Regions from separate parts of the Homo sapiens genome. Here all the other regions are linked to region 2. The links are chromatin contacts, found by Hi-C or POLR2A ChIA-PET in ENCODE. All regions are on one chromosome and are shown on one strand. Each heading gives the region's core, a stretch centred on a gene start or an enhancer-like site at or near the end of the contact. The rest is flanking DNA. Distances are from core to core; before and after follow the strand shown. Region 1 holds the start of MUC12-AS1 (MUC12 antisense RNA 1). Region 2 holds the start of AP1S1 (adaptor related protein complex 1 subunit sigma 1). Region 3 overlaps COL26A1 (collagen type XXVI alpha 1 chain). Region 4 holds the start of COL26A1 (collagen type XXVI alpha 1 chain).

Evidence for each region. A loop is a pair of places that touch in the nucleus more often than their neighbours do. ChIA-PET counts read pairs that join two places held with the same protein, here RNA polymerase II (POLR2A). Pooled maps may share reads with other maps.
Region 1: a pooled map shows a loop between it and region 2 (5-fold over the local background). The contact joins the promoter of MUC12-AS1 here to the promoter of AP1S1 in region 2. A Hi-C loop is called at or near these places in 6 of 50 pooled maps. POLR2A ChIA-PET finds 5 or more read pairs at or near these places in 2 of 52 experiments (A549 and activated CD4-positive, alpha-beta memory T cell).
Region 3: a map with no recorded cell type shows a loop between it and region 2 (4-fold over the local background). The contact joins the enhancer-like site here to the promoter of AP1S1 in region 2. A Hi-C loop is called at or near these places in 1 of 37 single-sample maps with no recorded cell type and 1 of 50 pooled maps. POLR2A ChIA-PET finds 5 or more read pairs at or near these places in 2 of 52 experiments (Panc1 and activated T-cell).
Region 4: a pooled map shows a loop between it and region 2 (2.8-fold over the local background). The contact joins the promoter of COL26A1 here to the promoter of AP1S1 in region 2. A Hi-C loop is called at or near these places in 1 of 50 pooled maps. POLR2A ChIA-PET finds 5 or more read pairs at or near these places in 4 of 52 experiments (B cell, HEK293, activated B cell and 1 more).

Annotation. Positions count from the first base shown.
Region 1 is chr7:101,015,968-101,018,880 of GRCh38, reverse strand. It overlaps MUC12-AS1 (MUC12 antisense RNA 1), which reads left to right and starts at 1,273. Exons shown (of 3, transcript NR_120520.1): 1 at 1,273-1,466. MUC12 (mucin 12, cell surface associated) reads right to left here. Exons shown (of 12, transcript NM_001164462.2): 11 at 1,218-1,306; 12 at 1-286. The coding sequence ends at 245. RefSeq lists enhancers at 1-49, 1,240-1,389, 1,460-1,509 and a silencer at 99-393.
Region 2 is chr7:101,152,941-101,155,725 of GRCh38, reverse strand. AP1S1 (adaptor related protein complex 1 subunit sigma 1) reads right to left here and starts at 1,250. Exons shown (of 5, transcript NM_001283.5): 1 at 1,209-1,250. The coding sequence starts at 1,211. RefSeq lists enhancers at 344-844, 1,164-1,458 and a silencer at 1,269-1,508.
Region 3 is chr7:101,389,409-101,392,385 of GRCh38, reverse strand. All of the region lies in intron 1 of COL26A1 (collagen type XXVI alpha 1 chain), which reads right to left. Among named protein-coding and RNA genes, the nearest start is that of COL26A1, 28 kb to the right of the region's middle. RefSeq lists enhancers at 1,061-1,180, 1,144-1,438. Within about 2 kb of position 1,330, at least 4 of the 41 ENCODE cell types and tissues checked have a DNase peak (open chromatin) inside an H3K27ac peak, as active enhancers do.
Region 4 is chr7:101,361,589-101,364,288 of GRCh38, reverse strand. It overlaps COL26A1 (collagen type XXVI alpha 1 chain), which reads right to left and starts at 1,414. Exons shown (of 13, transcript NM_001278563.3): 1 at 1,099-1,414. The coding sequence starts at 1,256. RefSeq lists a silencer at 41-280.

The DNA.
Region 1 (2,913 bases), core at 24-2,523, 140 kb after region 2:
GGAGGAGACAGGGGTGCCGAGGCTTCTGGGAGTCTGGAAGCTCCCGGATGGAGAGGCTTACAGCCCCCAGCCTTCCCCAGCAGGAGCACAGGCAGGGGACTGGCCAAGTCTGTCAGCTCAGAGCAGGACCGGCTTCAGGGCCTGACTTCGGTCTCCTCTTGACCCGCCCCGGAGGCTTGTGGTGGGCTCTGTGTTTGCAGCTCTCCTGAACAGAGCTAGATGAGGGTGGGAGGCCCCCGTTGGCTCACACAGTGGATGCTACCATCTCCGGCCTCTGGATGTGGAGCTGGGGGACGGGAGAGAAGAGGTGAGGCCAAGGGGCAGACCCGGGAAAGGGGGAGCCCCAGGAGGAAGAGGGAGCCCTGGCGGGGAGGAGGGAACCCCAGGGGGAGGGAGGGAGTCCCAGGGGGAGGGAGGGAGTCCTAGGGAGAGGAGGGAGTGGCGGGGGAGGGGGGAGTCCCAGGGGAAGGGGTGGCCCCAGGGTGAGGAGGGAGTCCTGGGGGAGGAGGGAGTCCCAGGAGAAGGGAGGGAGTCCTAGGGGGAGAAGGGAGTCCCAGGGGTAGGGAGAGTGTCCCAGGGAGAGGGAGGGAGTCCTAAGGAGAGGAGGGAGTCCTGGGGGAGGAGGGAGTCCCGGGGGAAGGGAGGGAGTCCCGGGGGAAGGGAAGGGGTCCCAGGGGGAGGGAGGGAGTCCCAGGGGGAAGGGAAGGGGTCCCAGGGGGAGGGGAGGGAGTCCCAGGGGGAAGGGGAAGGGGTCCCAGGGGGAGGGAGGGAATCCAGGGGGGAAGGGAGGGGTCCCAGGGGGAGGGAGGGAGTCCCAGGGGGAAGGGAAGGGGTCCCAGGGGGAGGGAGGGAGTCCCAGGGGGAAGGGAAGGGGTCCCAGGGGGAGGGAGGGAGTCCCAGGGGGAAGGGAAGGGGTCCCAGGGGGAGGGAGGGAATCCCAGGGGGAAGGGAAGGGGTCCCAGGGGGAGGGAGGGAGTCCCAGGGGGAAGGGAAGGGGTCCCAGGGGGAGGGAGGGAGTCCCAGGGGGAAAGGAAGGGGTCCCAGGGGGAGGAAGGGAGTCCCAGGGGGAAGGGAAAGGGAAGGGGTCCCAGGGGGAAGGGAGGGAGTCCCAGGGGGAGAAGGGAGTCCCAGGGGGAGAAGGGAGTCCCGGGGGAAGAGGGAACCCCAGAGGAAGTGGAGCAGCCTCAGGGGGTGGGGGCAGCTCGCAGCTGAGTCACCTCTGTGCCAGAGTCAACAGTCTCCAGGGTGGGCCGGAAGTTGTTGTAGGCGTTCTCAAGGCCGAATCTGCTCTCCCTCAGATTCTGGTCTGTAGGGAGAGGCCGTGATGAGTGATGGGAGCCTTGGTAGGGGGAGGACTAGGGGGCAGAGGGGATTTCCTCTGGCAAAAGGAAGAGTCAGCCCGGCATCTGCCCTACGCCCTTTCCCACTGCCGACCACCCCTCCGACCCTGCATCACTGGGCTGCGGGTAAGTGCAGAGCCTGCCTGGGGAGCCGCCCGCTGGACCCCGGAACAGGAGGGAGCGGAGCAGAAGCCCCCCACATGCACGGGGTGGAAGCGGGGGCCACGGAGGAGCGTGCGTTCAGCCCTGGACTCAGGGGTGAGGTCAGAGTGGAGCGGGAGACAGGGCTGGCTCTGGGTCAGCAGGGCCGCCCTCCTTCATAGCAACGGTAACCATAGCAGGCAAAAAAGCTGCGTCTGGAATCTTCTTCCAGCATCCTCCCGGAGCACAGCGATCACTTACTTCCTGGTCCCGCAGAACCACTCACTCTCTGGACTCCGGGGCTCTCCCTGCACCTCTGACCCCTCTTTTCCTGCGTCCTCCTAGATCGGGGTCCTCATGCCCTACCTGTCCTTCTACGGGGGCTCCTGGGGGGGGGTTCTCCTTTCACCCTCCTCACTTCTCACTCTGCATTCTCCCCGATGAATGGACAAACCTCTATTCCAGTACGTGGTTCAGGCTGCAGACCCCTCCCGGAGATTCAGACAGGCACGAGCCTTGCAGCCTCCTCCTCAGCACCCACCAGCCCCCCAACTCAGTGTGCTCCACCGGCTGCTTCTCCCCCATCCTTCGGGGCCCAAGGGTCAGCTCGGACAATCCCGGAAATCCTCCCTCACTCCCTCTCCCTCTCCCACCCACTCAGCCTCATCTCCACCAGGCTGCGTCTCCTCTCCCTCCCCCCACCCCCTCAGCCTCACTTCCTCCACCTGGTCTCCCTGCTTTAGTGCTCCCTGAATGGCCTTTTGAGTAAAAAAAATTCAAAATGTGACCGGGCATGGTGGTTCACGCCTGTAATCCCAGCACTTTGGGAGGCCAAGGCGGGCGGATCACCTAAGGTCTGGAGTTCGAGACCAGCCTGGCCAACATGATGAAACCCTGTCTCTACAGTCTCTACTAAAAATACAAAAATTAGCCACGCGTGGTGGCATGCCTGTAATCACAGCTACTAGGGAGGCTGAGGGCAGGAGAATCGCTTGAACCTGGGAGACAGAAGTTGCAGTGAGCCAAGATTGTGCCACTGTACTCCAGCCTGGGTGACAGAGTGAGACTCTGTCTCACAAAAAAAGGTGGGCGGCCAAAGCCCCTCAACCCCCCACCCCATTCCCAAAGCCCTGCCAACCTCACGTCCCTCACTCTTTCTTTGTGAGATTGACCTGCCTTCCCTTCCCCGCCAAAAGCAAGCTCCTTCCCAACTGCAGGCGTTTCTCATGCAGTGCCCCCTGCCTGGGGTGCCCTTTCCCTTGTCCTCACTGGGATAAGGCCTCCCTGCTTACTGGGCTCCCACTGTGTTGAAGGAGGAAGCACACCTGCTTACTCACCTATTCAAGAGTCAGTCTCACCTGGGGGCTAATCTGACCCCCTATCCCCACCCAGGCTGGGTCAGGTCCACCCCTCTGCTCCCTCTGCCCTGGGA
Region 2 (2,785 bases), core at 1-2,500:
TTAATGATCTCCCAAACATATCATCCTCCAGTGCCAGGCCTATGCCCAGGGGTATCCTCCTCTGTAGTATGTATCTCCAACACCACACAGGGTATGCAGATGCCCAAATCCTATCTTCCTCTCTGCAGGCACCCAGGCATTTGGTCTTCGACATTTCTCTTTAACTTTTCTTCCTTTTAGGGTGCCTCCTGCTAAGCGCCCACTCCTCCCCAGACACCAGGTGACCAATTTCCCTCAGTTAGGGCCCCGCCACCCAGGGGGTTCCCCTAAAAGAATGTCTGCAGAACAGACAGCAAGCTGGGTCAAGTGGGATGGAAGACAGAACCCTCACTGCCCAGTGTACCCCAGCTTCCCAGTTCCGGGGGGTCTGGGCCACATCCTGGAGTCTTCTCCTTACCCCAGTAGCTCTTCTATTCATGGACATGCCCAGGCTTGGAATCCCTGGGTGTGTGGCACTGTACTAGCTTAGTAAGTGAAAAATCAGAATTCAGGAGAACTGATTTTTTTGGTGGAGGGGAAAAGAGGGGCGCTGGGGAGCCTCGTGCGGCGCTCAAATAGGGGGGTGGGGAGCAAGCAGGAAGACGGAAGGCCTGGATTCCGGAAAGAGAATGGGAAGGGGGGCAGAGAGCCCCGGAGCCCGGGATCCCAAAGCCTGGGTCCCTCGGAGAAAAACCACGAGTCCACTTCGCTTCCCTACCTGGGCCCAGCCTCTAGGCAAGCACGGCCACGAACGCAGTAGGGCGCTCCCTTTTCCGACCCGGAAACTCCCCTCCCACACCCCTCTCCCCACCCGGGTCCCCGCTCCCGCCTGTGCAGCCCGGGAAGGGGGTCTCGGTGACTGGTGACCCCCGCTCCCTCCCTCAGCAAAGAGACTCCCGCAACCCTCTGCTTCGGGCGGCTTCCCTGCAGCGGGGATCGAGGGACCCCAGGGGCCAAGACCAGAGCGCCCCTCCCGGCTCGGGACGGCCCCGCCGCCCCTTCGTCAGCCCCCGCTCGCCCTGCAAATGCGCCCCCTCCCCGCCCCTCTCCCGAATGCCACCTCCCCCTCTTCCTCCCGAGCCCGGCTCGCCCACCCGCCGAGGCAAGGGAGGCCTCTGAGGACCAGAGGGAAGACAGGGCGGTTCACCCCGAGGGCGGCCCCCGAGGACCCCCGCAGGTGCAGCCCACGCCCCTCGCTTCCCCCTCCCCTCCCTCTTCGCACAGCCTACCATCCTGCAGCCTCCGGCTCGGCGCGTCCCACTTCGGCCACCGTAGGCGCCAGTCCCACTCCCTTTCTTATCCTTTCTCCTGCTGCCCTCCCTCTCGCCCGAAGCCCCGCCCCGTCCCGCCCAGGCTCTGACTCCCGGCGCGCCACGCACTGCGCAGGCGCCGACGCCGCGGGGAGCGCGGGCGGGGCTGGAGGCGGAGAAGCGGAAACCATGGCAACCAGGTCCTTGACTGCAGCTTCTAGGAGCCCGGTCGTCATGGTAACGCGGCTGTCCTGTGGGCTGGTTGGAGGATGGGGGAGGAGGACAATAAGGTCCTCGCGCTTTGGAGCCTTGTGGGGCAAAAAGGCGGGAAAAGGGGTGAGAGGTGAATGGGACGATCATTGGAGTTCGAAGCAGCAGGCAGGACTCCTGGAAGGGGAGTGGGCCGTGAAAAGGGAGCAGGGTGGGAATTAAGTGTAGGGGAGGAGGAGTGACCTGGAAAACAGAAAGACAAAGGGTCATGAGAAAAGTATAGAACCCAAGCTGAATATCTATTGAAAGCGTGATAGATACACCCCTCTAGTTTTTTTCTTTTTAGAGACAGGGTCTGGCCGCGTCACCCAGGTTGGAGTGCAGTGGTGGGATCGTGACTCTCTGCAGCCTTGAACTCCTGGCCTCAAGCGATCCTCCCGCCTCAGCCTCCTGAGTAGCTGGGACTACAGACGCACACCGTCATGCCCAGCTAATTTTTAATTTTTTTTTAGTAGAGACGGGGGTCTTACTATGTTGCCCAGGCTGGTCTCGAACTCTTGGGTTCAAGAGACCCTCCCGCCTCGGTTTCCCAAACTGCTGGGATTACAGGCGTGAGCCACCGCGCCTGGCTTCTGATTTTACAGTAAGAGAAATGTGTAGAAAAAGAATAAAAGAGAAAAGGAGAGGCTGCTATAAAAGGCATGTAAGGAGAAGGGGGAGGAACGTGAACTGAGGCAAAAGGGGAAGAAATAAAGAGCGTCTTAAAAGGTTAACTTGGGTCAAAACTCAAAAAGGGACAGATGTCACCCAAATCTCAGTGTGAAGATGAGGTGGATGTACGTTGTAATATGGGCTTTTAAACTGAATGTGTGTGTGTGTCTACATGTTACTGGAAAAAGGGGTCCCGATCCAGACCCCAAGAGAGAATTCTTGGATCTCATGCAGGAAGGAACCCAAAGCAAGTCGTAGAGTGCGATGAGAAGAGAGAGTTTATTGAAAGCTACACCCTTACGGAGTAGGGCGTCCTCAGAAAGCAAACAGAGGAACACACTGTCTTAAGTTTTTCTTTTCTTTCTTTCTTTTTTTTTTTCTTCTTTTTTTGAGACAGGGTCTTACTCTGTTGCCCAGGCTGGAGTGTAGTAGCATGATCATAGTTCACTGCAGCCTCCACCTCCTGAGCTCAAGCGATCCTCCCACTTCAGTCTCCCAAGTAGCTAGGACTACAGGCATGCACCACCACAGCCAGCTAATAGTTGTATGTTTTGTAGACACAGGGTATTGTCATGCTACCCAAGCTGGTCTGGGACTCCTGGACTCAAGGTATCCACACTCCTCAGCCTCCCAAA
Region 3 (2,977 bases), core at 81-2,580, 240 kb before region 2:
GATACTTGTTCCCTAGCTGGTACGGAAGGCACCTGCTCATAACAACAGATGGAAAAAGGAACCGGTGCCTATAGCTGGGGGGCAGGAGGTAGATGCACACTGCCCCAACAGGCCAGACTCATGGCCCTCATGTACCTTCACTCCTGCTGTTTTCCTGCAACCTGGAGTAACCCTCCTGCCTGTGCACCCGCCACCCTCACGGCCCAGCCCCGTCACACCTCTGCAGTGAAATCTCTAGCAACTTCTCCCTCCTCTGCCAGAATGACCTCTTTCCTTAGCCATTTGCATCCACTGATGTCTCAGGCCCATACACTTCCCTGCCTCGAAGAACACACACTGCCCTGCTGGACTCTGAGAATGCACTTCCAGGCCAGGTGCTGTGGCTCATGCCTGTAATCCCAGCACTTTAGGAAGCTGAGGCGGGAGGATCACTTGAGACCAGGAATTCAAGATCAGCCTGAGCAACATAGCAAGACCACATCTCTACAGAAAAAAAAGAAAAGAAAAGAAAAGAAAAGAAAAGAAAAGAAAGGCTTGGCATGGTGGCTCATGCCTATAACCCCAGCACTTTGGAAGACCGAGGTGGGCAGATCATTTGAGGTCAGGAGTTTGAGACCAGCCTGACTGACATGGTGATACCCCGTCTCTACTAAAAATAGAAAAATTAGCCGGGCGTGGTGGCACACGCCTGTAGTCCCAGCTACTCGGGAGGCAGGAGAATCTCTTTGAACCTGGGAGGTGGAGGTTGCAGTGAGCTGAGATCGTGCCACTGCACTCCAGCCTGGGCAGAAGAGTGAGACTCCGTCTCAAAAATAAATAATAATAAAAATAGGGTCCAAATGCAGAGATCAATGTCTCCTTCCAGAGAACCATAGAGAAGACCTAGAAGGACTAAATGAGAAACATGAAGACTCTAGTTTGCTTCTGAAATTTCCTGGCTCCAGCTGTCATCCAATAGGACCTTCTCTAGGTCCTAGGATACGGGCCCAGGAGTATATCACAGCCCTTGCCCAAGATGAATTCACAGATCAGATACAATCAGGCCCCAGGAACACTTTTTAAAAAAAATAAAAAAAATAGAATCCCGGCCAGGCCCGGATGCTTCCAGCAAAAAGGGGGTGACCCACACCCCCCTATATGCTCCCACGCACAGTCATGTGTGAATAAACTGAGACCAGAGAAACTCCTGCCTTGCCCCCAGAACCGGACACCCCAGAGAGGCAAACAGGCCATGTTTTTCTTTGCCATCTGCTCAGCTTCAAGGGCTGGGGCCCTCCCCATCCCCCTTTCCTTCCGCTGCTCTGTTCCCCTGAGGCTCCTGTTACCACAGCCAGGCAGCGGCTGACCTCAGAACAGAAGGCTTTGGTTAGCAGGTCAGGCCAGAGGCAAAGGGCACAGGCCAAAGAGTAGACCTAGAGAGGGAAAGGATCTCTAAAGCCACAGTGGGAGGAGAGAGGAGCAAAGAATTCTGAGGTCCCCGGGAGGCCCACAGGCAAGGCCCCCTCCCCACACAGCCTGGACCGGTTGCACAGCCCACTGAGCTTCCCAGCCTCGGAATCCCTGAGACCTCACCAGATATTTCCAAGAAATTTTTAGAAATATCTCCCTTCTCCATCCACTTCCATGCCCTAAAGCTGGTGGCTTCTTTAAAAGTGGCTCCAGGCCAGGCATGGTGGCTCACATCTGTAATCTGAATGCTTTGAGAGCCTGAGGCTGGAGGATTACTTGAGGCCAAGAGTTTGAGACCAGCCTGGACAATATAGCAAGATCCCATTTCTCAAAAAATTTAAAAAGTAGCCAGGCATGGTAGTGCATGCCTGTAGTCCCAGCTACTCAGGAGGCAGAGGTGGGTGGATGGCTTGAGCCCAGGAGTTTGAGGCTGCAGTGAGCTATGATTGCACTACTGCCCTCCAGCCTGAACAACAGAGCAAGACCCTGTCTCACCAAAACAAAACTAAAGCCAGGCTCAGTGCCTCACATCTGTAATCCTAGCACATTGAGAGGCCGAGGCGGGCAGATCGCTTGAGGTCAGGAGTTCAAGACCAGCCTGGCCAACACGGTGAAACCCCATTACAGGTGGCACACACCTGTAATTCCAGCTACTCGGGAGGCTGAGGCAGGAGAATCGCTTGAACCCAGAAGGCAGGTTGCAGCGAGCTGAGATTGTGCCACTGCACCCTAGCCTGGATGACAGAATGAGACTTTGTCTCAAAAAAAAAAAAAAAAAAAAAAAAAAACCCTTAACATGAGACCTAAAAGGTCTAAAACTCTTAAAAGCTTCATGACACTAGATTGGCAATGATTTCTTGGCTATGACACCCAAAAAAAGCCCAGCCAACAGGAGAAAAAAAGAGATATCAATAAATTAAGTTACATCAAAAGTAAAAATTTCTGTGCATCGAAAGATCCAATCAACAGAGTGAAAAGGCAACTCACAGAATACAAGAAGAGGTGGGGAAATCTCCTGGGCTCTGGAGTTCAAGACCACCTGGGCAACACGGTGAAACCCCATCTCTACTAAAATACAAAAAATTGCCAGACGCGGTGGCTCACGCCTGTAATCCCAGCACTTTGGGAGGCCGAGATGGGCGGATCACCTGAGGTTGGGAGTTCGAGACCAGCCTGCCCAACATGGAGAAACCTCGTCTCTACTAAAAGTACATAATTAGCTGGGCATGGTGGCGCATGCCTGTAATCAGCTACTCGAGAGGCTGAGGCACGAGAATTTCTTGAACCCGGGTAGCAGAGGTTGCCGTGAGCCAAGATCGCGCCATTGCACTCCAGCCTGGGCAACAAGAGAAAAACTCCATCTCAAAAAATAAAATAAAATACAAAAAAAATAGCTGGACATGGTGGTGCATGCCTGTAGTCCCAGCTGCTCAGGAGGCTGAGGCAGGAGAATCGCTTGAGCCCCAGAGGCAGAGGTTGCAGTGAGCCAAGACTGAGCCGCTGCACTCTAGCATGGGCTTCAGAGTGA
Region 4 (2,700 bases), core at 165-2,664, 210 kb before region 2:
GCTGTCATAGCTGTGTAGGTTGTAGTTATCACTAAATGAGAAAAGCTAAATTCAAGCGAGTTATGCAAACGAGGCGTTTGGCAACTTTTACTTGCATGCTTATGGTTTTCTGGGGAAATTCAAATGCGGGCTCCGGAGCCGCAGCCCTGAGCGTCCCGGGGGTGGCCATGGCGCCACCTGCCGGCCGAGAGGAAGGAGACGCCTGGCGGGTCCCGGCGCCCGGGCCCGGTGACCCTGCGCCCTCTCCAACCCCGCCACGGAGCCACCCGATCCCAGCCGGTTCCACGTCCCGGGGTGGCTGGGGAGTCGCAGCCGAGGATCCTCCGCGGCCTCAGCCCCAAAGACTGGGCGGGAATGACCCCTCTGGTGTCCTGGGGCCGCTGATAGGAGAGGGGTGCCCGGGACGCGAGGCCTTGGCCACCCGAGAACCTGCTCCGCGACACAAAGCCGCAGCCGCGCAGGTGAGCGGCAGAGCCACGTGAGCGGCCGAACGCCCCGGGCAGAGCCCCAGCCCCAGCCACGGCGGTCGGAACCACCTCTACTCGGAGCCCGGAACGAGGGGGCGAAGGTTGGGGAAGCGAAGAAAGGAAGGGACAGGGTGGGCGCGGCCAGAGACCACCGCAGCCCCGGAGCCGGACCCGAACCTTCAGCCCCCGCAACCCCGCAGCCCCGCAGCCCCGCGGCCCCAACCCCCAGCCTCCTCCATCGCTCGTTCCAGCTGCCCCGTCTGCAGCCCCCAACCCCCGCCGCCCCGCGCCCCAGCCCCCAATCGCCCTGCACCCAAGGCCCTTCGGTCTTTCCCCCCGTGACCCCAACCCCCAGCCACCGCCATTTCGTCCCAGTTGCCCCGTGTCCCCTGCCCCTGGCATCCGCCACCCCGCGCCCCCAGGCCCGAATCGCCCCGCACCCCAACCCCCTCCAGCTCTCGTTCCAGCTGCCCGGTGTCTGCAGCCCCCAGTCCCCGCTGCCCTGCGCCCCCAAGTCCCGGATCGCCCCGCTCTCCAGCCCCCAAGCCTCGCTCCAGCCACCCAGTGGCCAGGGCCCCCGCTGTCCGCTCCCTCCCCCCACCCCCCGGCCCCTCGGCCCCGAGCTACTCACCGGCGGCTCGCGTAGCCGCTGCCAGGGGAGCCGGCGCCGGGCTCGGGGTAGCCGTGCTGCTGCAGAGCTGCGGCCGAGAAGGGATAGAGGAAGCCGGTGGCCAGCGCCGACCCGCAGAGGCAGCAACACGCCCAGGGCAGGAGCAGGGCCAGCTTCATCGTGCGCAGCAGCCCGCGGGGACCCGGAGTCCCGGGCACGAGGACCGGCAGGAGCGCACCGGCGCCCGGACCGAACCCGCGGCACCGGCCGGGAGCACAGCGAGAGGAGCGGGGCGAGCGGTCGGAGCCCGGGTGCGAGCTGGAAATGTGTGGGGGGCGCCCACGCCTCTCCGGGGCCGCCTTTTCAAATTCGGCGAGGTGGGCTCTAAGCCGTCAAAGGGGGCGTGGGGCTTTTTTGTTAACCCTCGGCGGTCCGGGGCCGAGGAGGCGGCAGTGGCGGCAGAGCTAGGGTGCGAGCTCCGCAGGAGGTCCCTGGAGCCTAACACCCCGAAAGCCAGACCTCGCGCCCAGGCCCCCGCTACACACCTTAGAACCTTTGAAACCAAACCTTCTTCGGGTCCGCGAATGCTTTCGGAGCGCCCATTCTGTGTCTGCCAATTTCACCTGGACGATGTTGGTGAATCCTCGCCACACTGCCCTCGATGGTCCCATTCAGAAGTGGAAACTGAGGCTGGAGAAAGTTAAGCCAGACAAATGCGAGTCTTCCGATCCTTGTGCAGGGCTCTTTGGATCAAAGCGCTGCGTTCCCGTGAGAAACTGACCAGAGCTTCCCAGGATTCTCCTCCTTCCCCTTTAACCTCCAGCCCCCACCTGCCCCGCTGTCTCTTCCAGGTAAGAAGCTTTGGGAGGGGCGGAAGGGTCAGTTGGGGTGAGAAGTTGTAGCTAGATTGGGAGGCCGAGGTGGGCGGATCACCTGAGGTCAGGAGTTCGAGACCAGCCTGGCCAACATGGTGAAACCTCGTCTCTACTAAAAATACAAAAATTAGCCTAGTGTGGTGGCAGGTGCCTGTAATCTCAACTACAGGCTGGGCTGAGGCAAGCCAATCACTTGAACTCAGGAGGCGGAGGGTGCAGTGAGCCAATATCAGGCCACTGGCCTCCAGCCTGGATGACAAGGTGAGGCTCCATCTCAAAAAAAGAAAAAAGTTGTAGCTAGAATCACAGATTCATGAGACATCCTATCCAGAAAAGGGCTTCAGGAAGATGTAGGACAATCCCACCTTTTATAAACAGAAAAGCAGAGTCCTAGATCCCATGCTGGGCCCAAGGCCAGCCTGGACCCAAGTTTTGGTCTTTTCTATGTTGCAGGATTCCCATAGGGCTTGGACCCTGCTCCAGGCCCAGGTGGGACCAGAAATCCAGCCCGTACTCTACTCGCCCGGGTTAGGAGCATTTTGTTCCTTTTTTTTTTTTTCTTTTTCTTTTTTTTTTTTTTTTGAGTTGGAGTCTCGCTCTGTCACCCAGGCTGGAGTGCAGTGGTGCGATCTCGGCTCACTGCAACCTCTGCCTCCCGGGTTCAAGTGATTCTTCTGCCTCAGCCTCCCGAGTAGCTGGGATTACAGGCAAGCAATACCATTTCGGGTTAATTTTTGTATTTTTAGTA